4 separate regions of the Homo sapiens genome follow, and all the other regions are linked to region 1. The links are chromatin loops, found by intact Hi-C in ENCODE. Cell type or tissue: heart left ventricle. All regions are shown on one strand. Each heading gives the region's core, and the rest is flanking DNA. Links, peaks and the distances in the headings are about the cores only. Region 1 overlaps MLLT3 (MLLT3 super elongation complex subunit). Region 2 has its middle 130 kb from the start of MIR4473. Region 3 overlaps MLLT3 (MLLT3 super elongation complex subunit). Region 4 has its middle 240 kb from the start of SLC24A2.

Region 1 (5,000 bases), core at 1-5,000:
CCCAATTCAATGTGCCTGAAATCCCTTGGCAACGTAGGCATCATGGCAAATGACAGCATAAGGCCAAGCTTAATACTGAAGATATAAACAACACATGGAAAACAAACTACAAAGCACTGGGATGAAATACTCATCATTTGGGCATCTTGGACACTTTGATGAAGAAAATGAAAGGAGAACCAGCAAGGATGATCAAGGGCAACACAAAGAAACGGAAGGCTTGTCAGTGTTGGAGCCCTCCTAGTAACAGACTAGAAACCTACCTTGTCACATTCACCATTCTTTATTTGCTTATCTGATTTGCTTTGCTTTATTGGACTTTTCACTTCAAGAATCTAGGGATCAAAGAGAACGCTGTGTTAAATTTTATTTCAAGCATCTCTTAGCTAACCAGCCACCTAAACAAAGGCATCCACTGAATGAAATGTACAGTAACATTTGCTTTCCAAATAGCATTTCTTTTCTATACATTTTCCTTCTTCTCTCTAATCTTATTTTCCTTGGAAAATGAATTACTTAGATCTGAAATGCTGAGTCAGAAAAGTAGAACTAAAAAAAAAAAAAAAAAAAAAACAACACAGTTGATGATAAGGAAATTGATCTAAGCTTCCAAGGCTGCTTCTCTTTTGCGACAACACTCTCACCATATGTATAGCAGCTGAGTTATACAGAGATTATAGTTCCCTCTGGCAAGAATTTTTTTCCTATTCATTCTGCTGTTTCAGCATGACTACTAGTGTTCAGTATGCTAGGGATGATAAAAACAAATACTCAAATGCCCTTTTTAGTACCTAACTTTCACATTCTAAAATTACTCATATGCACAAAACTGATACAGCTTTGGAAATGAAGATGGCCGACTATCTTCTGTGTTTTAAGAAATGATGTGTTTACCCTTGGTAAAACGCCAAGTGCTTTTCCTTTTATCTGGACTGATTACAACTTAAGTTATGAATAGCTTTACATACTGTATAGAAGCTTTGGTGGGAAGCTATGTTTCTACTTAATAAAAAGGAGAAGCAAATTATTATTTAATAAATGCAGCTGATTTCTTTGACAGCATCTTCAAAACTGAGGATTAAAAGGGAAGTATTTTTAAATGGTCCTCACTTGAAAAAGCTTGAAACCACTAAATTTATAAATGATGAGTGCTTACACATGTGTATAAACACAAAAAGCAAAGTAATTTGTCTTTTTCATTATAACTCATTATGAAGTGAGTTGTTATAACTGGAGACTAATATTAAAGGAGGAAAATGCCAAATAAAGGACCTAATTTATCTTAAGAGGTTTTATATTCCTACTGTTCTCTTTACCCATTCTGTGCCCTAACTTAGTAACACTTCTGTCCACAAGTTTACCACATTCCGTAACATAAAGATTTTAAGAATGAGTCCACTTTTAATCTGTAGTGGCAAGAGCACTGATTAGGCTCAGAAGCCCAAGTTCAAGTCCCAGCCTTATTATTTAATATTTTTGGACCGCAAAGGATGAAATGGGAGAGATGAACAAGATAAGACCCAGATTCCCATTCAGCTTTAACATTTTTTATTACTAATAAACATTTTACTGGATGAGGATAGGAACATGACATCCTGGAAAAGACCGAATACTCCTGAAGGGGCATATTTTTATTTTAATTGAGAATAATGCACGAGTAAAAAGTGTCCTTTTAACAGTCTTTCCTGACAATCATGCTTTTTTTCATCATTTTTAATATGAAGATAACCAAATGACTAATTTGACCAGGCTAACTTAAAATACAATACTTTTGGCAACACAAGGAAATTACGTATTAACAGAGGCAAGGCAATCGTTTTTAACATGCTCCACTGTAAAGGAAACCAAATACTCCACTACATTCAGAATTTCCTCCTCCATTGTTGTTGAAAGTGAGATCTCAAGGGAAAAATCAGCGCTGAGACCTAGGAGCAAGTAGGTCAGTAGATGGCACTCCTCGCCAACTCAGATACTGGGCTGGGCATGCAGAGACAATCCGCTGAGATTTCAGGCAAGAAAAAAAGAAAAAAAAAGTGCCTGCCTGCTTGACTTGTGCATTACAGAACTGAATTTTGTTCCCATCATATCCCGCTGCCTCCCACGATCCCCTCCTCCAACTCCTGTACTCTGGGTGTTGAAGTGACTTGAGGACGCTGTATTTGCAATAGAACTTTGCTAACTAGGTTTAGAGAGTTCTGCCACCTTTTCTTCAAAGCAGAAAATAGAACATTTGGACGCTGAAGTCCCACCCCACACATTCCGTAAGTGCTACAGCACAGAAGGCCAAAATACATTGAAATCCTAGTTTCTTTCTTCTGAAGTTGCAGTGGCAGGAACAAAAGCTCCGGGTGTCAGTGACCCGCCTCAAGTTACTGAGTGGCTGCCCAGAGAGGGCTCAGTTAATCTTCCTTCTTTGATCTCTCCCTGCTCCAAAATAAACAGCTTTGTCAAAACCTCATTCTGAGAGAGCTGAGCCCTGCTGAAGACAATTGTTTTATTTATGATCATTTCTTATCTTTAGGGAAACAACTCCAGAATAAAAAAGTACAACACCTTGTCTTCCACAGGCTTATTTTAAACCAGTTTAACTGGATAGACTCTTTTTAATTTCATTCAACATGCCTTGCAGGCTGATAGGTGATTTATGATATTCTGAATATTAACCCGGGTCCAATGGATCACTTCCTTCCTTCAAGTCCTTTCTCCCCTCCCTCCCTGCCAAGCTTCTGGCTAAAAAAGATGTGGTATTTTGTTTTTGTTTGAAATTCACATAAGGGAGGTTTGGAGTGAAAAAACCATCTCTGGTTGAAATGACGCAACACTCTTTATTATTACCTATTAAATTGTACTGAGAGAAGCAGAGCTACCTAGACTGCCTAGCTACTCCATTTATAGATACAGCAGTCTCTGAAAATAGAAGAATTGTGGTTTAGTAGCACTTTTGTCTTTAATCTGAGAAAATGTCTTGACAAACGTTCAAGATTATATTTTTCTGTATCACTTTATGAAGAATGACAACTCAGTTATTCACAGATGGATTCTCTACTGATAGATCTTTCATACTAATGACAGTAGCTCCCAACAGTACTCAGGTTAATTACTTGCTTGGTTGACGTGTGACTCTATGTTCACTTTTATTCAGTATGAAAATATTTGACTCCATTAGTACTTCCCCTCTTCTCTAGTCCCTGGAAGATTTGAGAAAAGGCAATGGACATTTCAGCTTTGCCTGGTGCTTTATCAAACTCAGAGATCATTATCAATTCATAGAGAGAGAACAGGCAAGGAGTATGGAAGGAGGAAACTCAAGAGTGTTCCCATTTCGGAGTTAGTCCTTCCAAGTATGTTCTCAACTCTTTATTAATCGTGAAAATTCAGATTCATACTCTTTCTCTATCCCTGTCTCTCTCCCCCTACTTTTCTCCCTCCCTCCTGCGCACACACACACACACACACACACACACACACACATTCAAATACGACTAAAAAGTCATTCCAGAGTGAAATTTAGTTGACTTTTAGATTTTTAAGAAATTTTTACTCTCTTATACCATCAACATAGAGAATTAAGATATACTAGTAATTTTTTTTAAGTCCCAGAAGCTTGACTTAAAGGGATAGCATCACACCTGACCCCAGTGCAAGTGATTTGAGGGGCTAGGAAACCAATACTAAACAAGGTTTAAGAAACCTTTACTTGTCCTCTCGGCTCCAAGACATAGCTCTAAGAAGGTAAGCCCTCCTGTGGTATATATATTTCCTAACCCAGACTAGCTAAAAGTGGAAGCATACGGACTTTCTTACCATGCTTACAAGTGCATGGAGAAAGTGACACATAATACAGTATTATTGGCAGACTGATGATTCACATGTGTGAAGCAACACTTGCCAAATAAACACGCCAAGGAACCAGGAGTATGCTACTTAATCAGATAAGGTAACTTTTACCCTCTCCAGATAGACGATACTATTCGTTTTTGGTTTTGTTTTGCTAGACAGGTAAAAAACAGTCTGACAAAGAGTCTAAACCTTTCCCTAAAGCCAAGGTCTGTTCAAGACTGCCCATTCAGGAAGGGCTTAAGTGAAGCCATAAGGTTTGAAGGGCATGAAAGGTGCTTGCTGGAGTTGCATTCCCTAGCAAGCCCACTTTTCACTATGATTGGGAGAGATACTGAAGGAGATGAGTGAGGGGCACAAAAGCAGAGCCTAATGCCCTACACTCCTGGCCCTGCCACTGCTGTGCCCATGACGTATTGTAGCTCTCATATACCACCCACTGGATACAGAAATCAAGCTGAAATATGCCTAGGTTGGATTTAAAAATATCATCGGCTGGGAGCGGTGGCTCATGCCTGTAATCCCAGCACTTTGTGAGGCGCATGATGAGGTCAAGAGATCGAGACCATCCTGGCCAACATGGTGAAACCCCGTCTCTACTAAAAATACAAAAATTAGCTGGGCGTGGTGGCATGCACCTGTAGTCCCAGCTACTCGCGGGGCTGAGGCAGGAGAATCGCTTGAACCCAGGAGGCGGAGGTTGCAGTGAGCCAAGATCGCGCCATTGCACTCCAGCCTGGGCAACAAGAGCAAAACTCCATCTCAAAAAAAAAAAAAAAAAAAAAAAAAAAAAATCTCACCAAGGTTCAAATTCTATTCTAATGCTAGTTCTCACTGAAGCACAAATTTACAAAAGGATCCCAAATTTTCTAGTTAACCAGTCCAGTGTTCTCAGCTGATTGGCCATGATGCATATGTCTTTCCTCTTTTTACTTTCCTCTGAAATGCCTGACTTGTGGTGGCAGGCATCCACACCAGAGGTAAAAGACGGCTGGGCCATGAGCACAGCTGGCCCTGAAGATGGGGAAGAGCCAGGATATGGAAAAAGAAGTAAATAACTTGCTGAATACCCCATCTATAAGAGATAATGAGGCTGGACTTTGATTTTAATGTAGGACACAAAGAAATTGCAGTTGAACTGTAACTGGTACAACAAAGAGTAC
Region 2 (8,622 bases), core at 2,068-7,067, 72 kb before region 1:
CCTAAATCTAATGGCAAATGTCCTTATAAGAAACAGAAGACACAGACACAGAGGTGACAGCCATGTGAAGGTGCAGACCATGCAGCCAGAATCCAAGGGAGGCCTGGAGCCACCAGAAGCAGGAGGAGACAAGGGATAGAATTTTTCCCTAGAGCATCTGGAGGAACAAATGGTCTCTCTCTGTCACCCAGGCTGGAATGCAGTGGCACTATCTTGGCTCACTGCAGCCTCGACTTCCTGGGATGAATGGATCCCCCAACCTCAGCCTCCCAAGTAGCTGGGACTACAGGCATGAGACACCATGCCTGGCTGATTTTTGTATTTTTTGTTGAGACAGGGTTTCACCATCTTGCACAAGCAGTTCTCGAACTCCTGGGCTCAAGCGATCCTCCAGCCTCAGCCTCCCAAAGTGCTGGGAATACAGGCGTGAACCACCATGCCCAGCCCAAGCATGAAGTTTTTAAGAAACTATAACTACAACAGCACTCTTTATCTTATTTATACTTTTTAAGGAAACTATAAACTTTTTATACTTTTTATTGAAGTATATACTTTTCACATATATTCAAATATGCACATATCATTAGGATAGAGCTTGATACATTTTCACAACTGAACACAATCATGTAACCAGCACCCAGATCCAAAACGGAACATTACCAGCACCTCAGAAACTTCCATGTACTCTTTTCTCGGTCACTACTCTCCCACAAGAAAAACCATAATGCTGATGTCTAATCACATAGGTTAACTTTGCATATCTTCAAACTTTATATAAAGGTAATCATACAGTATATATTCTTTTATGTGTGTCTTCTTTTGTGCCACATAGTGTTGGTCAGATTTATCCATAATGTTGCATGTAATGAACTGCTCAGCATCATTGTTGTATAGTATTTGATTTGGGGAATATCTCATAGTAGATCCATTCATTCTACTAATAATGGACATTTGGGTTGTCAATTTTTAGCTATTACAAATAGTGCTGCTATAAAAATTCTAGTTTATAGCTTTTGGCAAACATACATATAGAATAATCTGGGGAAAATTGATATCTCTACAGTACTAAATCTTCCAAAATATGAACAACGTACATTTATTTAAGTCTTTTTAAAATTTCTCTCAATATTGTTTTGTAGTCTTTGTTGAACACTGGCACATTTTTCATTAGATTTATTCCTTAGTGTTTTATATTTTTGATGCTATTATAAATTGCACTGGGACTCTGTGGGATTTTAAGGAGATGGAACATTTTAGCAGCCTGAGCTTTATTGCCTTTCTAGACAAGAATCCTAAAATTTTCTTTTATTAAAATGATAGGAGGAGAAAGATTATTTAAATATCCCAAACTATTAAAACTGACAAAAGGGAAAACAAATAAGACCAGAGGCTGCAATTAGCCAATTAGAGTGCCAACTACAAATTCCAGTTTTCACTTCCAACAGTATCAAATAGGCCCCAAGAAACCTTTTCCCAGAAAAGGATCCAAAAGAAATAAGTTGAAATTCCATGGTTTGTGTAAAAGAAATAAACTCTTTTTCATTGATCTCTGGCCAGAGAGTGAGTACTTTTTCTAATTTCAAAAATTTGAAAGGGAGACAAAATCCAATATTTATACATACATATTATGTGTCAAGTGCATTTTACACAATTATCTATCATGACAAACCTACACACTGTTTGCATTTATTCAATTTTCTAGTTGAGGAATCTGAAATCCAAGAGATTAATGCCCCAAATCATACTCTATCAGTGATAGAAATGCAAATTCAGGCCTGACAGATGCCAGCAGCAACCCCGCACCCCCATCTTTAGAAGTAACATGAATTGGTATCTTTTCAACTATTAAAATTAAAGTCATGTTCATTACAGAAATTTTGAAAAATATAGAAAAGTATAAAGAAATGATTTTATAGATATACATTGATTTTCTACTCAGTATCACTTATAATATCCTCACGAGTTTATATACTCTTGAACTTTATCATTCTAACATCTGCATACTTTTTCATCAGTTAATACACTGTAATATTTAAACCAAATACCTTTCATGTTGGACATATAAAACTATTACTATTTTTCATGTAATACATGACTCTGCAATGAACCTTGCATCTGTATCATTGCAACTTTGCACACACCTCTGATTATTTCTTTATGATAAATTCCTCCAAGTATTATCCTGAGTCAAAGGGATAGAAACATGTTAAGACTGTTAATACACATGGTCAAATCCTCCTCTTCCCTTCCCTCCCATCTCCCAGATAAGTCACAGCTTCTTCCTATCCTTAGCAAGAGAGAGGGCCATCTGCTGTGTCTTTGTCTGTGCTGGATATTACCACTTAGAAAAATATTTCCCAATCGGATAGGTCGAAAAAATCATATTTTAATTTACACTTCTTTAAATACCAGTGGTTTTGAGCATCTAGTTATTGGCCATGTGTATTTGTCCATTTGGATGTTGCCGTTTCTCAACAAATGCTCTCTGGATCACTTGCATTAGAATGCTTATGTGCATAGGAAACAGGTCGATTCCTGATTCCCAGTTCAGACTACCTAAAGTGATCCCTGCATGGGGGTTGGAGGGAGGAAATCTGATTTTGTTAGCTCTGCTGGCAATTCGTATGGACTCTAGATTTTGATCATCACTGTCCTCCTCCAGTCGGGCCTCTGCAGATTCCAGACCTAGAAGCAGCAAACAAGTCTACATGTTAGCAGTGGAAGAGACTCGAATTACCCCGAGTTATGGCCGGAATATCCATACGGGTCAGTAGCAACTTCAGTCCTTGCCTCTTCAGAAGAAATAATTCAACTGAGGGGCATAAAGCAGAAAAAGAGACTGAAGCAAGTTCCAGAGCAAGAATGGAAGTCTATTTTAAAAGACGTTAGAACAGGAAAGAAAGGAAAATTCACTTGGAAGAGACCCAGTGGGCACCTGAAGGTCCAAGGGAGAAAAGAGAAAAAAAAAGGGGGGGGGGGGCTTTAATCTTGATCCTACAACTTTATAGGCTCGCCTCTTTCCCACGAAAGGTGTAGGATTCCCGCATGCGCAATGCTTTTCTTGCCCTCTGGAATTGAGCAGGCAGCGTGTTTAGGGAGTTATACGCATGCCCATCTGAGGCATTTTCCTTTTTCCGGTGGCATGTGTTCCCGGAATGTCATACTTCACCATTTTGTCTCTTAACATGCGTGCCCAAAAAGCTGCTTTTCCCTGGGTTCTACATTCAATGAACATTTTTAATGTTAACAGGTGTGGACCATCAGTGGCTTGACTCTCCGTGGCTGCCGAATTATCATTTCTATAGAGGCAATGCGATAATTGCCGAACTATCACTCGACATTTCTAGTGGGTGGGGGAGAGCCCCCTCCTGCCCCACTCATGCCTAACTACCTGTAACATACACAGCCACGGACTTGATCCCTTTATAAGTCAAAATCACTGGTGATCCTCACATGAAGCTTTTGTTTGTCTATATAATTCAAATGTGTTTTCAGGTATTTTTTTTTTTAAAGAGATGGGGTTTCACTCTGTTGCCTAGACTGGAGTGCAGTGGTGTGATCATAGCTCACAGCAGGCTCGAACTCCTAGGCTCAAGCAATCCTCCAGCCTCAACCTCCCGAGTAGCTGGAACTACAGGCAGGCACAACCATGCGCAGCTCAGGTACATTATCTTAATAACTGCAGAGAAATCTCTGAGATGTCATAGTTCAACCCCTCATTTAGCCATGTCAATAAGCTTAAAACACATTTTTTTTTGTGGTATAGTCAAGCCAATGACTAAAGATTCAACATCTCTGCCCAGCAGGATTCTAACTACATAGCAAAAGAAGAGATTTTTTTAAAGAGAATAAAATTTTTATTTTGAAAAGTTTAAGAAATCCTGCAAGAGCTGTGAAACTAGTAGAGTTTCACAAGTAGAGAACCAAGCACAATAAAGCACCATTCAATCCTGGATTTCAAGGAGCCAGATGAAAAGCCTAGTAGGGTGGGGTCCTCAGCCTCTCCTATCTTACTTCCCTTCACTGATTAGGCCCTAGCAAATAGAAACAAAAGGATTGTTTTCCTGAGGACAGCATGTACATGTTTAAAGACATTCAGCTTCTGTAAATGCCTTACAGGGAATTTTAAGGACATAAAAGCTACAATGATATTGTTTGAGAAGCTGCTTTTTTCTTATGCCTTTGCAATTCAAGCAAGCCAAATATAATTCTATTAGCAGTTTTTAAATGTTAAGTGTAAGGATTACCTAATATTTACTACCAGCAGGCCAAAATGACGCAAACAATAGGCCAGAGCTAGCAGGGTGGGCAGGAGGTGGCACGTCATATTCATGTGAGGAAACCTCTTCCCAAGGAAATAGGTAGAAGCATCCCTGTTACCGACTGAATCATGCTGCCCTCCAAATTCATGTTGAAGTCCTAACATCCAATGTGACTGCATGTGGAAATAGGGCCTTATATTAGTCTGAGTGCTCCAGAGAAACAGAACCAATAGGATGTATATATAATATGTAGAAAGAGGTTTATTATAAGGAGTTGGCTTGTGTGATTATGAAGGTTGGCAAGACATTGATATGCAGAGTGAATCGGCAAGCTGGAGACCAAGGAAGGCAATTTAATTCTAGTCCAAGGCTGAAGGCCTAGAACCAGGATGAACTGATGTTTCAGTATGAGTCTGAAAGCAGGAAAAAAGCTGATGTTTCAATTCCAAGGCATCAAGCAGGAAGAATGCTCTTCTACTTGAGGGAGGGACAGGCTTTTTGTTCTACTTAGGCCTTTAACTCATAGGATGAGGGCCACTGATATCAGAGAGGGCAAGCTGCTTTACTCCATCTACCAATTTAAATGTTAATCTCATCCAAAGTCACCTCACAAATGTACCCAGAATGTTTGACCAAATTTCTGGGTCCAGTCAAGTTGACATACAAAATTAACTATCACAAGAAAAGTAAGGTTCAAACATTACGATCATAAGGGTGGGGCCCTAATTCTATATGACTGGTGTCTATATAAGAAGGGGAGACTGGGACACACAGAGAGACACCAAGGAAGGGCATGCACAGAGGGAAGTCCATTTGAGGACACAGCAAGCAAGTGGCCATCAGCAAGCCAAGGAGAGAGGCTCAGGAGAAACCAAACCTGCCAACACCTTGATCTTGGACTTCCAGCCTCCAGAACTGTGAGAAATAAATTTCTGTTGTTTAAGACACCCAGACTGTGGTATTTTGTTATGACAGCCTGAGCAGACTAACACAGTCCCCTTCCCAGGAAGGAAGAGAAAACAGCTTTCCTGTTGCAAATCATCATATATGAAGAACTTATGCCTGCACTGAGCTATGCATTTTTCACCCACTGCTCTCATTTATCCTTATGACACTGTCCAGAGGTGGGTGCGCATATCTTTGTATCAGTTAGGAATAGGTTTGGTTGCACATAATAGAAAATCCAAGCTACCATGGCTTGACCAAATGAAGGCTTATTTTTCTCATATTCAATAACTACAGAAGAAAGCAGACCAGGGCTATGAGGCAGCTCAGGGAGATGATGTGGCAGCTGTCACATCCAGGCTCCATCAAGCTTCTGCTGTTTAGCTATCCTTCATGCATGGCTTTTGTTCTTTGCTTATTTCCTTGTACTAACAAGAATATAACTCCATATCTGGCATTCAGGTAGGAAGAATAGTAAGGATGATGAGCAAAAGGCACAGGACAACTCAGTTTCTCTTTTAAAAAAGGTTTTACAGAAAAGCAGAACTCCTGTTTACAGTTCATTAGATTGCTCTATGTTATGCTGCAAGGGGGGGCTGAGATCTGTCATTTTAGCAGAATAGAACTGAGGGAGAAGGAGAGAATGACTACTGGCAGGCAACAGCAGTGTTTGCCACCTTCCCCTTGCACGGATGAGTATGGATAAATTATACATGTCAGTTGCTATTTAAATCATGACACTTGGGGAAGGGGATGCTATTGATAATAATGCCAGGACAGCAGGCACAAAACAGGACTCTCCTGAACAAAGTGTTTGGATGCACTACAGAGGAGGCCGAGAAAGGATGCTTAACTTGTCCAAGGACACATTGAGGATTCCAACCCTACTAACTCTTACCCCAACACTCATCCTCCTTAACAATTGCACTAGAATGTTATGATTATAAGGATGTAGATGTAGATTATTTGCTTCAGAAACACTAAAGTGCTTGCTAAAAATACTGATTCCTTGACCCTACCCCAGGGCTTTGGATTCAGTGAGTCTAGAGTAGAGGCCCGGAGGTCTGCTTCCTAAATAAACATGCCAGGGTAAGTCTGATGCAGTGAGCTGCATTCCGGGAAACATTGTTTTAAGACAACCAAACCTGTATAAATAAGCACAAATCCTCCACCATGCTTTCACTAGGAGAAAAATGACATTTATTCAACTTCTGTGACTCAGCAGTTTAAAAGGACAATGGGACATTTCTTGCAGGACCTGGTCCTCCTGATAAGGACTAGCCATTACCTAGGGAATCTGGGAACCAGGCAAACATTCATCTCATTGGGGAGAGCAAAGGTGAACAGACCCATGGGAGGCTGCGGGAGGGTCATAGCAGCCCAATGGCCAGAGGTGTGTCTCTCCTCACTCCTGCCCAGGTAACTTTTATATGCTGAGCCTATCAACTCCCCTGGGGTGAGGTGGGGTGGGTTGCAGGAAACCAGCTCTATTCTGATAACCACAGAACAAAAGGGTTGGTAGCCTCTAGAAAAAATACCCAAATAAGACAGAGCAAGTATAGACTTTTCACTCATACAACGAACAGTTTTTTAACACCTACTCTGTGTCAGATTCCTAGTGCTAGGGATATGTTGATGAGAAAATACACAAAATACGTGCCTTCGCAGAGCTTTCAGTTGAGCAATGAGGGAAATCCTACACCAAAGAACCTCACTGGTGAATGCATACTTAACACATTGCCTCTGTTGATCTGAAGGAAGCCTCCAGAGCTACAAGCCCTTACAGAGTGCCAAAACCACCTCTCCATCTCTTCCAGTTAATTCTTCAGTCTCAGTTCATAACATGCTCCCTTAGTCCAGGTCAAACTCCCTGATATTGGCTGATACTCAAATTTCTGTTAAATGCACATATGAAGAAATAAATGCTCTAAGTCCATTTATTACAAAGTTTTCTCAATTTTTACACATATTGATTGCAAGGTATACAAACAATTTGATAACACTTTCTCTTTTTTTTGGTTGGGAGTGGGAAGGGAGGAGTTAGGAAAAAAACACACACACACACATTAAAATTTCCAGACCATACGATGCATCTAAATTTCATGAGTTTGAAAATACAGAGAGAAATGAGTTTTAGAAACAAGGAAAAGCAGTACTTAGTGACTTGCAACCATCATCTGCTCATCACCTGGGCAGGGGCAGGGGAGTATACATTAGTACATCAGTATTTTCTGCATCTGCCTGTAGGAACCTCAAGGCCAGGGAAGGTCAGACTTGGTGTAATGCAAGGGTTCATATGGCAGTTTGTATTTTCCAAAGCCTCTCATTCCTCATGTTCTTCTTATAAGGTGGCATCAACACTCCTCCTACCAAGAAGTAAAGTCTGTTCCCTCCTCTTGCATCTAGAGGATGAGTGCATGCCGGGGGTGCGGGAGGTGGGGTAGTGGGAGAGGAGGGAATGGGTAACTTCTCCAAACTATAGAATACAGTGGAAAGGGCCAGGTGCGGTGACTCATGCCTGTAATCCCAACATCTTGGGAGGCTAAGGCAGGTGGATCATTTGAGGCCAGGAGTTTGAGACCAGCCTGGCCAATATGGCGAAAACCTATCTCTACTAAAAATACAAAAAATTAGCAAAGCATGGTGGCACATGCCTGTTTGGAAGGCTGATGCACAAGAATCACTTGAACCTGGAAGGCGGAGGTTGCAGTGAGCAGAGATTGTGCCACTGATGGAGTGAGACTCTGTCTCAAAAAAAAAAAAAAAAAAAAAAGAATGCAATGGAAGAGACACAATGCAACTTCCCAGGCTACGTTACCTCTCTGCCTAGCTCTGGCTGTCTCCTAGGATGCTCATCCTCAGTACAGTTCAGCTGCCATGTTGGCAGGAAGCACAGGCCACATGAAGAGGTCATATGTAGGTGTTCCAGCTGACAGCATCAGAGAATGTCTCAACTGACAGCCGGCATCAACCACCAGACAAGTCCCTGAGTCAGAGCCTTCAGATAATTCCAGCCACTAGATTTCAGTGGCTGGAATTATCTTCAGCCACTGAAGATAATTCAGTCACCCCAGCTGACATTAAGTGATGCAGGCAACCTGTCCCTACAGAGCCCTGAGCAATTTGTAGATCTGTGAGCAAAACATAGGTCATCATTAGTTCAAATCACTAAGTTTAGGGGGCAGTTTGTGATACAGCCATAGTAACTGAAACAGCATGCAAATGCTTACTGCTTCTTTCTTAGCAATAACCACAGAAACATGGTAACAGTTAAGTTTTATGTCCTGCTTTAGAGTTTGCTTCTTGCACTCTTTCATTTCACCAATAAATTATTGTAATCACCTCCACCTCACATGCAAGAAAATTGAGACACAGAAAGACAAAGCAATTTGTCCACAGTCATACCTTCTTCTCC
Region 3 (5,000 bases), core at 1-5,000, 200 kb after region 1:
CTGTTGTCCAGGCTGGACTGCAGTGGCATGATCATAGCTCACTATAACTACAACCTCCTGGGCTCAAGCAATCCTCCCACCTCAGCTTCCCAAGTAGCTAGGACTACAGGCATGTGCCATCATGCCCAGCTAAATTTTTTTCATTTTTTTCTTGGTAGAAATGGGGTCTCACTACATTAACCAGGCTAGTCTCAAACTCCTGGCCTCAAGTAATCCTCCCACCTTAGCCTTCCAAAGACTGGGATTACAGGCGTGGGCCACAGCACCCAGCCACAAAGTTTTCTTTAAATGGCCAATTCGGCTGAGGAAAAAAATACTCATCGTGAAAATCAAGTAGGTCAATATGTTGGCTAAAATTTCCAATTGCCTTTAGCAGCCAGCAGATATGAAAGTAAAAGGAACAATCCCAATCCTTGAGTTTATTTTTAGGCTCCCCAAGAAAGAATAATAACATACCTGGTTTAATTTCTCAAGTACTCCTATATTTGATAACTCACTGAGCTGCTTTTTGTGGCCTCTGTGACTCTTTAATCCAATGCATTCCACAAAGCAAAGATCACTTTAAAGCACTCTCCCCACCCCATCCTCTTTCTCACAAAAGGTGATGTTTCATTTTCCCAACTTCCTTTTGGTAAATTATTACATGGACCTGCTTTCCCTGGGAAAAGTCCAGAAGCATATCTTCTAATTTAAGGAATGTACCAAACATTTTGAGTCCTACAGACCCTTCTGATTGGTCATGAATGTAACAATCAGCCTTTCTCCTGTGACACTTTTAATTCAAAAACAAACCCAAGGCAACCTTCAAAGCTGAAAGTGCTGAAATTCCAGAATCAGAAAAGAAAAAAAAACTTGCTCATTGATCAAGGTGACACAGTGCATGACTTCAGTATTTAATAGAGTGCTAACTACTGTATACTTAAATCAACTTCCATAAATTCCCAATGATGATACAAACCATTTACCTGGAGGCCCCAAAACATAAAATCTATGACAGACTTTGATATTAATTTTTATTGAACATTAACATTACACCCTATAGACATGAACATATTACCTACGATTTATGCAGCAGTAGACTTTTGTAACCTCACGAAATTCATGTTGTTAAGTCTTCATTCAACCCCCATCCCCCTACGTGCACAAACAAATACACAAACCTGCTCTGATAAAATCAACAATTACACTTGCTTCCCTCTCTGAGTTGCCAAGTCATCAGATCCACCCACCCGGATCCCTTTATGACTGTAAAGTTTATGGATTACTTATTTCTCACGGGTTTTGCTTCCTGACATACTGTAACCACTTTCCTTTTATAAAGCTCTGATCAATTCTCAGAAGCATATTGGCAGAGGACAGTGAGCAACAGTAGCAAAGATGTTTTTAGGATTTTATTACTTGGAGTCTTGTTTGCAAAGAACTTTACACTCACATCAGAGCCTTCTTACACTTTAGAAATGGAAGCATTCGTAATCCTATTTAACACACACCAAAAATAAGGTTAAGTCACTTGCAAAAGACCACCCAGTAGATACAAGGTAGAGTTCAGGTGCAAGGTAGCAAGTGTTCCATCTACCCTTTTAATTTCCTCAGCCACCAAAATTCAAGTTTTTGTTTTTTAATTAAGGCTGACATCACTCGTGTGAGCAGAATCAGCTCATCACATGCGGCACCACTAGCAGCTAGACTCTAGCTGCTAGAACATCTCCTTCCCAGTTTGTTGTTGTTATCGTTGTTGTTGTTGTTGGGGCAGAATAGACGGTTTGAGAGCAGAAGAGGCGAGAACAGAACCTATGAGCCCAGTGATAGGTGTGATAATAAAGACGAGTTTTGAGTTTCTGATAAGCAGTTTATTTTTAAGGACCCAAAATAATCTACCTTGACATTCCTCCCAAGTAATACATTCATGTTTTTCTTGATAACAATATAACTGTTATCCAAATAAACCTTAGATTTACTTAGGAAATAGTTTTAATAGAAAGTTTAAGAAGTCAAATATAAGACTAGTATTACCATATAAAAATCCCACGTAGAATCTACTTTTTCTCATCAGGCAAGGTCCCAAATAAAAAACCACTTTCAGTAATGAGCCTTGTAAAGGTACAACCTAAATGTTTTTTATATGCTTATCAAAAAGTTGCAAGGTAAAAAAATAAAATTTTTGTCTCATGAAAATTCAAAACCACATACAAAATTTGTATTTTTCTAATTAAGACTTTCCCTACATTGGACATCCAGAAAGTACTACAGAACATATGAGAATCTGATCTTTTATTATGAGTAATAGGTGTTTCTTCTTCACCACCAGAGGTCAGAATCCAGAATTAAGTCCTTATTTTTCTAAAGTATTAAAGTTTTATACTTTAACCTCATGAATCTTGGAGCAACTTTAAAAGCCACTTAAAACAAAACAAAAAAGCCCTCATTTCTCGACACTAAATGTAACTGTAGAAAACAGTTTCACAAAGGAAGAAGAGAGGGCAGACATTCTGGTTATTTCTTCCCCCAAAATACTCTAGAAGAGCTTATATGCATATCCACAAGGAGGTAATAGTTGTTGAGTCGGCCTCACATTTATTCGCAGATTCAACAAAGGACAGCTGACAAGCATGTGCCAGGCATGGTGTTAGGTGCCCAGGACATGAGAGAAAAAAAATCCCTCCACTCATGGAGAAATCTGACCTCAATTCCATCTGACCTCAATTCATCTGTAACACTCATTCAACAAACACACTGAACACCTCCTAGAGCCAGCATGTTTGGAATGAACGATTTGTCTATATAAGATCCTGCTCATTATCTTGCCTTTCTACTGAAATAGAGTTTATCCCATGCCTATGACAGAAAATTCATCTCTAAATATTATTCTACTATTCACTGGACTTCCCCCAAAAGGCTGGTCAAATTACTTGACCTTTTAGACATTCTTATCTTACAGATCTAGAAGACAGGAAACAACAGGAGCTTGAATATGTAACTAAGTTTTTATAACTACATTAGAAACTTTCCTTGCCTGTACAAGACAAAAAATAAACAGCTTTTTTTTTTTTAATTTACAATTCACAAAAATAGACAATCACAACCCTCCTGGCAAAAGAAAATGTTCCCAGAATACTAAATACTAATTTGAGGAAAACTTCACATACTAAAATCACAAATCTCTGAGTCAGGTATTTCTCTTTAGAGAAAAGCAAATCAATTGTAATGGTCCAGCAGCTTTTCATACCCTTGATAATGACTAGTTTCTTCCACATAAGAATTTTCCTTTTCCTCTCTGTTCAGTTCCAAATACTGTTTGTTCAAACTGAATCAATTTCATATTTAGGATTTTTAACTGGATCACACTTTCTGCCTAACATTTTTCATATAACCCCTCATTAAAGAGACATTAACAATTTCAATCAAACCAATTCCACTTCCTTACCCAAAAACTTAATTTCCTGTACAGTACTGCTTTCATTTCACCTTTAAAAAAATCTCAGTTCACAATTTTTTAAAGACCTCTGTTCTCTATTACTTAAGAAAATTCATAGTCTGGCAGAATATGCACCAATACAGGTTGTTACAAGTTTGGCTACTCAGTTTCTGATGGATCTTCTGGTACATAAAACCAAATTACATATTCAAGCTCCTGTCCCTACTTAAAATTCATTTTTAAAATTACTGAACACCAAAAATGGATGACATGAACAAAATATACTCACAGAATGTTACAACAGTCCATATAAGATGCAATAAGAAAGAAAATCAATGAAACAATATTATAAATTGCACAAAACTCTCAATAAAACAAAGTTCAGCAAAACAAAGCTGATTATATATACTTTAAACTTTTAACTGACTTCACTTACCTCTCAATCTGACAAGGATACCTACTTTCCCTCTGTAAAATACATGGGTGACACCCTCCAAAGAGCAAATGTATATAGCTATTAAGTACCTCTCCCATAATATACTTAGTACAAGGCATCTTGTTTGTTCCGAAACCTGGCTTTTTGCTTTTGTTCTTGACCATTTGCTCTTGTACTTAAGTAATTTATTATTTTGTTAACCAATAAAATGAGGGTGAAAAATGACTACTTTTGAAAAACTAAATTAACTACTTTGCAGATACTCAAACGGAAGTGGCTAAATTAATAACTGCCTAATGAACGGTGGAAAGAGAATTTAAGTCTGTAAGAAACAATAATTTTAATCTTAATTTTAATTATTCCTTTCTAATTAATTAACTACAACTAGACCAAGTAGTCAGCTGGTGTCGAATTAAGAAGTGTTTCGTGAAGCTAAACAAATATGATAAAGCATATGGTGGTGGCCACTCCCAATCATCCCCTTCCCCAGGGTGGCCAGACGAGTCTTCAGATAGCACTCCTCCTGAAGGTCATCTAACTGACCCCACAAATCATCTTAACCTAATCTTACACTGGATTCTCTGGTTTATTTTCATGCCGGAAATAGCATTTTGGTTGAAAACACAGTTTCCTCTGTAAGTATTAGCCTCCAACCTAAATTTTTAGAGCTGAAACTGAGTTCTATTTTTTTTTAATAGAGACAGCGTCTCACCATGTTGCCCAGGGTGGTCTTGAACTCCTGGGTTCAAACAGTTCTCCCACCCAAAGTCCTAGGATTACAGGCGTGAGCCACCAGACCCAGGCTGCAACTGAGTTCTTGAACCCATAAAGCTGAGAAAACATAAAACTTAAAATCTCACTACTCTACTACATTCTACACTGATGGTCTTTAAACCGGGCTATGTATAACATTTAGGGCACATGAAAACTCTAAAGGAAAACAACTATCTCTCCATCTTCAACTTCCTTGTAAAATAATATGCCTGAGAATTTCCCTTCTCTTTCCTAACTGCCTCTCACTTCCTAAAGTGGGCATACCTCTCAGCCACCACCCTCCCCTCATCTCACTAGGCACACTGCCCACGATTATAAAACCTCCCAGGCAACAAGGAGGAGACCCACTAGAAGCAAACTGGTCTTGATGCAAAT
Region 4 (8,622 bases), core at 1,555-6,554, 320 kb before region 1:
ACATTTTGGACTCTGATACCATTGTAATGATGAGTAGCAAAGCAGTTGCTTAAGGAAGCAGAAAAGAAGGGATTCCTGCCAGCTGGTATTCAATTCTACCTGCCCATCCCTTCCAAGGTAACATCATAGAAGGCTTTGGGGTTTGATAGACTTTGGGGTACAGCCCTCATTTCCCCCACCTGCAACACACAAGGGGATTTTACCAGCCTAAGCTTTGCTTGTCTCCTCTGTTACATTAAGGATGGTAATGCATTAGCACTGATGGTTCAGCCAGCACTCTGCTGCATAAGAGGGGTTCAATACTTTTAACCTTCCTTCCTCCTCATTTCCTGTGAATAGTTTTACATTGTTCAGGCTATTTATTTTTTGCTCAAACACCTCCTAAATTTCCATCTGTCTAAAAATGGGGGCAGGAAAGTGCCCAAAGTCTCATCAGTCCTGCCTGCTCTCACCCTGCCACTCCCTTCCCTAATTGACATCCATGGGTTCCAAAGGACCCAAATGGCTCCCCACCCTGCCCTCACTTCTTCCGCCTTCCATAGAAACGTGCCATTCTGCTCGGGCTTCTGCCCCCGCCTTGCAGAGCCCATCAGGCTTACTAGAAAGCTCCCCAAAGGGCAATAAAAATTTTTGTCAATCTCAGGCCCACCTGCGGCATCTCTTGAGTACACATCCCCCTGTCTGTCCTCCTCCTTTGATTCCGGGCTTTGTAAATCTTTTACCACATGTTGTCAAAAGCCTGGCAGATCCCCCAAATCCTTCCCTGATAACACTCATTCTCTTTAAACAACCTGGCAGTACTTCTAAGTGAGAAAAAGCCCTAAAATAAAATACACCGTGTTTAGTCTCTAAGGTCATTTCCTGGCTTTGTCCAGCCGTTTCTGTTTCCTCTAACTAATCACCAAGCGACAGTCCTGGATTTATTGTGGAGGCTACTTGAAAGTTTGGGTGAACCTCTCAAGCCAGACTACACACACCCTCCATCACCCTTCCTCCCACTTCCCAGCAATTTCTCACTCACTGTGATTTAGTGTAGGGGCTTGAGGTGCAACTGTGACCACAGCTACATCTTCGTCACCAAAGCTATTTGGAAGGCAAAGGGGCCAAACCAGCATGGTCTACACAGCTGAGCACTGTGGTTATGATACAGCCCGTGAGTCCATGCCTGGCTGGGGGACAGCAGCCTTCCACGTCCCAGGCAGTAAGTGGCAGGAGAGCTGTGTGTCACCCTTGGCATGCTCATCATTAATTTCCAACTTTCAGTAGGTGCTCTCTAATAATGACACCTAATGTTTTAAAAGGATTTTCATGGGCAAGGTGAATTGCTTTACTTCATTTACTATCACAACAACCATGTGAGGTAAGAACTCTTCATAAAGAATTTTTAGAAACACCACAGTTCCAACCTCAGTCCATCTGACTGCAGCATCCATGCTCTTATGGGTCTCTGTTGGGCTGTGATATTCTCACCCCACAGTACTGATCCAAAGGTTGGATACTGCCTGATCTCAATGGAAAACAACCATAGTCAAACACACCTATACTTGTGAAATGTCAGGCAGTTTTTGAGATACTACATAGATTATTGCATTTAACCCTCACAACAACCCAAGAAATGGTTATGTTTATGAGTTCCATTTTACAAAGGTGGAAATGGGATTCCATGTTAGAAGCAGCATTTGAACTCAGGCAATATGAGCTTTAACCCTGATACTAGCTAGAGTTCCTGGGATATGGGTAAGTGTGTGTGTGTCTGTGTGTGTGTATGTGTGTGTATGCATGTATGTGTGTGTGGTGGAGGAACCAGGTGAAACAAGCAGTTATATTATGGTGTGACAAGCCCCATGTTAGTGTTGCACAAAGGGTGCTGTGGCAGCATAGAAAATGGGCCTGTACTAAACTTGAGGGTTTTTTGAAATGGCATCACAAAATAGGTGACATTGGAGGTGAACTTTGATGGAGTAGAAAAGTTTACCGCATTAGAAAGTTTAATAGGAGCTCTCTGGAGAGCACATTTTAGACCTAGAGAGCAGCATATGCAAAGGCATACAGCACCACAGGCAGGACTGAGCCCCTGCACTGGTTCCCCAGGACTGGAGGGAGGAGGCAGGACATTGAGTGACTTGGCAATGGAGCAGAGGCCAGATGTGAAGATACTTTTAAATTGTTCTATCACATTTGAAATTATTTCTGAAAGTTATGGGGAACCTTGAAGGGTTTCAGGAGAGCAGTTCTGTGATCACCTGGGTGTTTTAGATAAATCGCTACCTAAAGGGTATACTGAAGGGGAAGTCATATCTGAGGTCTGGAGAGAGCTGCTACGGTAACCGAGCTCCTCCTGTACAACCATGCAGAAAGGCAGTGTGAAAGTGCAATTGCACCACACAGAAAGGCTCCAAGTGCCATACTATGAGGAGGAAGGGGACTGACTGGCTGCACCAATACGGTGAGCCAGTCATCTGGTCACTCATCACATTTCCTGTATGCCTATGATCTTCTGGGACTATACTCACAACTTTCTGGACAAACCCCACCCTTTCTGGCTCCATGTCTTTCTCCACTACTGCAGCATCACTTACAGACTTTTCAGTATGTGCCAGGTGCTGTTGTAAGAGTTCTGTAAATACTACCTCATTTAATTTGCTTATATAAGGCAGTTATGAAGTGGGTATAACCATAATCACAGTTTTACAGATAAGAAAACTATTAGTAACTATTTAGTGAAATGAGTCCTCTTAGGAAACTACCAGGAGAGTGGAGAGAGATGAGGAAGTTGCAAATGTAGTATCCCTTAATATGTCATTCTATGTAGCTAAGTGATGACTCCACCCGCTGCTCACCCCCACCCTACTCTCACCTCACATGGTCACTGGCACTTCCTATTGGAGGAAAGAAACCCTTTTGGTGAGGAAAAGATTTGCTAGACTGCTTCTTTATTCCTTGGCCCGTCCAAAGACATCATGTATGCTGTGATAATGCCACTCTGCTTTCAATATTTAGAATATAGAGAGAGATATGGATATAGATATATATGTATACACACACATATATATTCACATACACACATATATATGTATACACACACATATATATTCACATACACATACATATATGTGTAGGTGAAGAGAATTGCTTTACTTTGCACATACACACACACCCTGTGTGTGTGTGTTATTTCTCTACTTATAAAATGTGTGTGTGCGCATATATATATATACACATATATAAAATATATTTCTCTTTTAAAGTGTGTGTGTGCCCATATATATGTACACACACTTTATATATATATATATATATATATAATTTTTTTCTGTACTTATAAAGTGTGTGTGTGCGCATATGTGCACACACACACTTTAAAAGTAGAGAAAAATCTCATGGTGCATTGAAATGCTAAGAATTAAATTTTTATAAATTAAAGAGTAAGCCACCAATGAATGGATTATAAATAAGTTTAAATTTAGTGGACCATAATTGTGAGAGAAGGATGTACTTTTTTAAAAAAATCAAAAGATCACTAGGAATAACACCAATGTCTATCACAGAGTTATGTGAGGGTTCACTGAGATGAGCTGTAAAAGGTGTCACTACAAAACTTGTTATAGAACACAGCCTCCATATACATCATTCCATTCCCAGGTCCCCAGGGATAGAACTCCAGGCTGCTGGTCAGCCCCAATCCTGACTCTAGGATTTTGGCACTTGTATCCAGACAACCTAGGACTCAGCTACAAGTCACCTCTGTTGCTGTAGGGGCGTTGGTGGGCTGGTAAATGTTTAACAACAGCACGAGAGAAAGAAAGAAAAAGCCCAGATTTGTAGTGTGCACCAATTCTAATTGTGTAAATACTCCCATAATCACCGATATCAAAATATCAATATGATATCAGAGAACCTAGAGTTGAGAGGGACACAATTCAGATCTTATGAGTCAGTGTCTGCGTTTCAAGCTCGTGACTGCCCCAAGGGACTCTGACTATGCGTCTAGTCTGATGGGCTCCTATGTATTTCCTAAGGCCTGATCTATACCTTGAACAGCCTTCTATCTTATCAGGTTCTTCAGTTTTTGTTACCCTGGACCTTTTTAACCGATTAAAGCTTTGGGTGGGAATTGAGGCCAGGAAATGCTCTTGTCTCTTTCAAATGGGAGATACTTCAATCTAAATTCCTTAATTCTCTCTGTTACAATGATTGCACGTCTTTTCACTGTTTAATTAACAGAGGAGAGCTCTCTTGTATATTTGACCCACAGCAATTAAGCCACCAGCAAAGTTTGCAGGGAAAAGAAGGATGATGATTTAATTAGAGGTTAAATAATGAATTATTAATTATTGAATTGAATTAGTATTAATTAGTTTGTAAAGTGCAATAATTACATCTTTTGTGTTTTAGTATGGGACTGTGTTTTATAATTATCTGCTAAATCAATTATGTAGCCATTAGCATTTTGCCCAAGGGTCGGGTTACCATTGTTTTTTGTTCTCTGCAGACTGTAGATGACAGAGAAGTACGGTAACTATGTTCCTTCACATAAATTGTATCCTGTTTACAGTAAAATGTTAGACAACTTAGGTCATTGAGTGCTCAGTTTTTCAGTTAATGTGGACAAGGAGATGAACAATTCTGCATTATTTATCGTAGAAAGCATTTTGCCCTTAGAGTTTCTTGCCATGAATGAGGTGGTGGCGGGAGCTGGTTCTAGTAAGGAACAGGAAGGACCCAACCCAGGGAGGAGTGGGGTAAAGGTGAAGCAGGGTAGGGACAGGAGCAGGGATGGAAAAACACAGTGTATTGCAAGCTGACTTAACTATTCCTCATTCCCAGCGGCTGACCGAAAACTAGAAAATGGCAAGACGTAACTCCGATTTCCCTTTTTACAGCTGGTATGCTTTGCCTTTTGGGGTCAAAAATACCTTGGTGAATCAGATATTCAACACTGCACAAAAGGTTGAATATAATTTTAGAGTTCATGCGTCCCCTGAAGTTCATTCACGAACTCACAGATTTAGATTTTCAGGGTTTAGAAATCTGCATCTTAAATAAGCAGTTAAAGGAGGTTTTATGTGTCTGAGAAACATGACTGTGTGGCTTTCTAGGTTAAAAATCCCTCATACCTGGTGTTTTCAAAAAGACCTTGAGCAGTGTAGTAATAGTGAAAGAATAACAGCATTAGATTCAGACAGACCTGGGTCCAAATTCAAGCTTCTCCACTTAATTGCTGAGCACGTCATTTAATTGTTCTAAGCCTCAATTCCTCCACCACAGATAAGTGGAGACTTGCAATGAAATACTTGATATGGTACCTAATAGGGATGTAATACCTAATATGCAGGACTGCTAGGAGAAATAAATGAAAAAATGAATTGGAAAATACTGGTCTTAAGAAATGTTTGTGACTCCCTTTTACTTTTTAGTAGACAGGTGGAGGGTAGAGAGTTGATAGAAATAATTTGTGACAATGGACAGGATTCTTATTACAGAGTGTGGAGAACTGAATAATTGCTAAAGAAATGCATTATAATTTACTAAATCAAGGTTACGATGATATGCCCAGACAGCAGTATCTGATAATACATTAGCATGGTAAAAGACACTCCCACCAGTGCCCTGACGGTTTAAGATTCCACAGCAACTCACAGAAGTTACCCTATGTGGTCTAAAAAGGGGAGGAACCCTTACTTGTGAGAATTCCCTGCCCCTTTCCTAGAAAACTCATGAATAATCCACCCCTTTTTTAGCATATGATCAGGAAATAACCTTTAAAAATAGCCTACCAGCAGCCCTTAGGGCTGCTCTGCCTAGGGAATAGCCACCCTTTTACTCCTTTAATAAACTTGTTTTCACTTTACTCTGTTGGCTCACTCTTGAATTCTTTCCTGCAAGAAGCCAAGAACTCATGTGGCCTTCTAGGCTGAACCTCAAAATTACCACATTAGCACTGTAGATATTTTTCCAAACTGGACTGTAACAGTGAGGACAAAGTTGACCAAAGAGAGAAAGTTAAAGATATGGAGGAAATTTTGCCAAAGATCTAAAAAGGATTGAAAATGCCTCAAAAGCACTGTCAGCTCTCACTGGCTATCCTTCCTGCTTGATTATCTACACGACCCCTTCCTTACAAAATAGTTTCAACCTGGATAAAATATTCTTTTTATTATAGAAATATTCTTCAGGTTTTATAGCAGAAGTTGATGTAAAAGCATAAGATTTGCTCTATGCAAATTGTCTTTGTAGAAATAAAAGATGCCTAAACTGATTTGAAACACCTCTCTGTGGTACTGCATTACTTTTGCCTTCATTTCCTTCTTTCAGATGTTTTACAAATGGATTCAGCTGCTGGGGAAAATGTACTTATTTTAAACACTCTGGCCTTTTAAGTTTTTTTTTTTTTTTTTTTTTTTTTTGAGACGGAGTCTCTCTCTGTCGCCCAGGCTGGAATGCAGTGGCGCGATCTCTGCTCACTGCAAGCTCTGCACCCCCCACCCCGGGTTCACTCCATTCTGCTGCCTCAGCTTCCCGAGGAGCTGGGATTACAGTGGCCCGCCACTATGCCCGGCTAATTTTTTTTGTATTTTTAGTAGAGACGGGGTTTCACCGTGTTAGCCAGGATGGTCTCGATCTCCTGAACTCGTGATCCGCCCGCCTTGACCTCCCAAAGTGCTGGGATTACAGGCGTGAGCCACCGCGCCCGGCCTGCCTTTTAAGATTTAAGAACCAGTAGATACTGTTTAAAATGGAACTAGCACTGATTCCACAATTGTTGGTGAATGTTCAATAGGAAAAAAAGATTCCATTTTAAGGGAGCTTATATTACAAAATTACATTGGTGAACGTGCATGTTTGAAATTCATACTCCATTTCCTCTATAGGAATGTCACAAATGGTAAATTGTGACACTTCCCAGGTTTTCCCAAGAAAAAATATAGTTAAAATGTGCTGTATAATTAAATGAAAAATATATATATACTAGAAAAAAGTACCATATTATTATACTTACAGAAATTGAGAAAAAAATAAGAGCAATGAATGTGGTAGAATTTTGAAGACTAGGGCTGAGTCCTAGTTCTAATTTTTACTGACATTAGGAAAACCATTTAAGGTCTCTGAACATCCACAACAGTTAGGTATGAAAACTCTTGATTTTACACCCGGAATGAAGTAAGTTCTAAATAAGTTTGGTAAGTTAAGTGGGGTGATTAAATAAGACAATACTTGTAAAGCACTATAGTGTCCATTATATAGGAAATGCTCAATAAATATTAGCTATCATTACCAGGATTAATCATTTTGAACTGTTGGAAACTTAATTAAGATGTATAAGTTTGCCAAGAATATGCCAGTTCCTGAAAAAAGTGGAGACTTCCAATGAAAAATGAAGCTGCAGAAGATTTTGAAACAGGCTGTGCATGGTGGCTCACACCTATAATCCCAGCATTTTGGGAGGCCAAGAAAGGAGGATTGCTTGAGCCCAGGAGTTCAACACCAATCTGGGCAACATAGTGAGACCTCATCTCTACAAAAAATAAAAAAGTTAGCTGGGTGTGGTGGTGCACATGTGTAGTCCCAGCTATTCGGGAGGCTGAGGCTGAAGTGGGAGGATCACTTGAGCTCAGGACGTCCAGGCTGCAGTGAGCCAGGATAGCGCTGCACTCCAACCTGGGTGACAGAGTGAGAACCTGTCTCAATAAATAAATAAATAAATTGAAATGGACATCTCTCTGAACCTTTGAAAGGTTTAAAAGTTGATGGTGCTAGGTTTTCTTCTCATCCAATTTCATGTCAAAACCACTGCCTTGCTGTTCCCTAGAAAGAAAGTTATCAATAGCAGAACAGTTATTCTTTGCCTGAAATGGCTAGGGGTATAATTTGGCTCGGATAGGAGTCCTAAGGAAGAATAAAAGGCAAGAGAAAGAGAGAATGAATGTGATTTATAAGATAATTGGAAAGGAGAGAGAAAAAGAGAAAGGATATGGGGAGAGAATGAAATGTCTAAGAATTGAGTGATTCTCTCTGAGCAGAAGTTTTGAAAAGAAACCGAAGTAGATTCAAAGAGCTCTCCATACTACCTCCCAAGCGGCAATAACATTTTAGTTTTATTTGTTAATTCAGATTGTATTTTCATTATATATTGACAAATTTTAGTTGTATATATTTATGAGGCACAAAGTGATGCTATGATTTTTTAATATAATGTAGAATAATTAAATCAACCTAATTAACCTATCCGTTACCTCAAATATTTGACACTTGTTGTAATGGGAACATTTGAGATTTATTCTCTTAGCAATATTGAAATGTACAGTACTCAATTATTAGCTATAATTACCACATTGTGCAATAGAACTTAGAAAAAAAATCAAACTTATTCCTCCCGTCTAATTGAAGCTCTGTACCCTCTGATTATTATCTTCCCATTCCCCCCCACTACCCAGTCTTCGGTAACTACCATTCTGTTCTCTGCTTCTATGAGTTCAATTGTTTTAGATTCCACATGTAAGTGAGAACATGCAGTATCTGATTTTCTGCGTCTGTCTTATTTCACTTAGCAAAACATCCTCCAGTTTCATGCATGTTGTCACAAATGACAAAATTTCTTCCTTTTTAAAGGCTGAATAGAAT

The links. Peaks named below come from ENCODE experiments on the same cell type or tissue, not always from the same donor. Only the 100,000 strongest peaks of a DNase experiment are listed, where the experiment ranks them.
Region 2: a loop joins it to region 1, with 3.0 times the contacts of the local background. A loop is called at or near these places in 4 of 110 quality-filtered maps.
Region 3: a loop joins it to region 1, with 3 times the contacts of the local background. A loop is called at or near these places in 10 of 110 quality-filtered maps.
Region 4: a loop joins it to region 1, with 5 times the contacts of the local background. A loop is called at or near these places in 4 of 110 quality-filtered maps.

What each region holds. Positions count from the first base shown.
Region 1 is chr9:20,354,545-20,359,544 of GRCh38, forward strand. MLLT3 (MLLT3 super elongation complex subunit) reads right to left here. Exons shown (of 11, transcript NM_004529.4): 9 at 264-335. All of the region lies in intron 3 of LOC124902129 (a long non-coding RNA gene), which reads left to right. Among named protein-coding and RNA genes, the nearest start is that of MIR4473, 54 kb to the right of the region's middle. In heart left ventricle, for the core only: a CTCF peak has its summit at 1,949 (motif pointing right); a DNase peak (open chromatin) is centred at 1,977; H3K4me3 peaks cover 849 bases; H3K27ac peaks cover 590 bases.
Region 2 is chr9:20,280,784-20,289,405 of GRCh38, forward strand. It overlaps a transcript of SLC24A2 not described here. Among named protein-coding and RNA genes, the nearest start is that of MIR4473, 130 kb to the right of the region's middle. RefSeq lists an enhancer at 6,288-6,582. In heart left ventricle, for the core only: no CTCF peak of the experiment used is centred there; no DNase peak of the experiment used is centred there; H3K27ac peaks cover 1,566 bases.
Region 3 is chr9:20,550,792-20,555,791 of GRCh38, forward strand. The region is part of intron 2 of MLLT3 (MLLT3 super elongation complex subunit); the gene reads right to left. Among named protein-coding and RNA genes, the nearest start is that of MIR4474, 51 kb to the left of the region's middle. RefSeq lists an enhancer at 1,096-1,155. In heart left ventricle, for the core only: a CTCF peak has its summit at 2,309 (motif pointing right); no DNase peak of the experiment used is centred there.
Region 4 is chr9:20,028,071-20,036,692 of GRCh38, forward strand. It overlaps a transcript of SLC24A2 not described here. Among named protein-coding and RNA genes, the nearest start is that of SLC24A2, 240 kb to the left of the region's middle. In heart left ventricle, for the core only: no CTCF peak of the experiment used is centred there; no DNase peak of the experiment used is centred there; H3K27ac peaks cover 1,894 bases.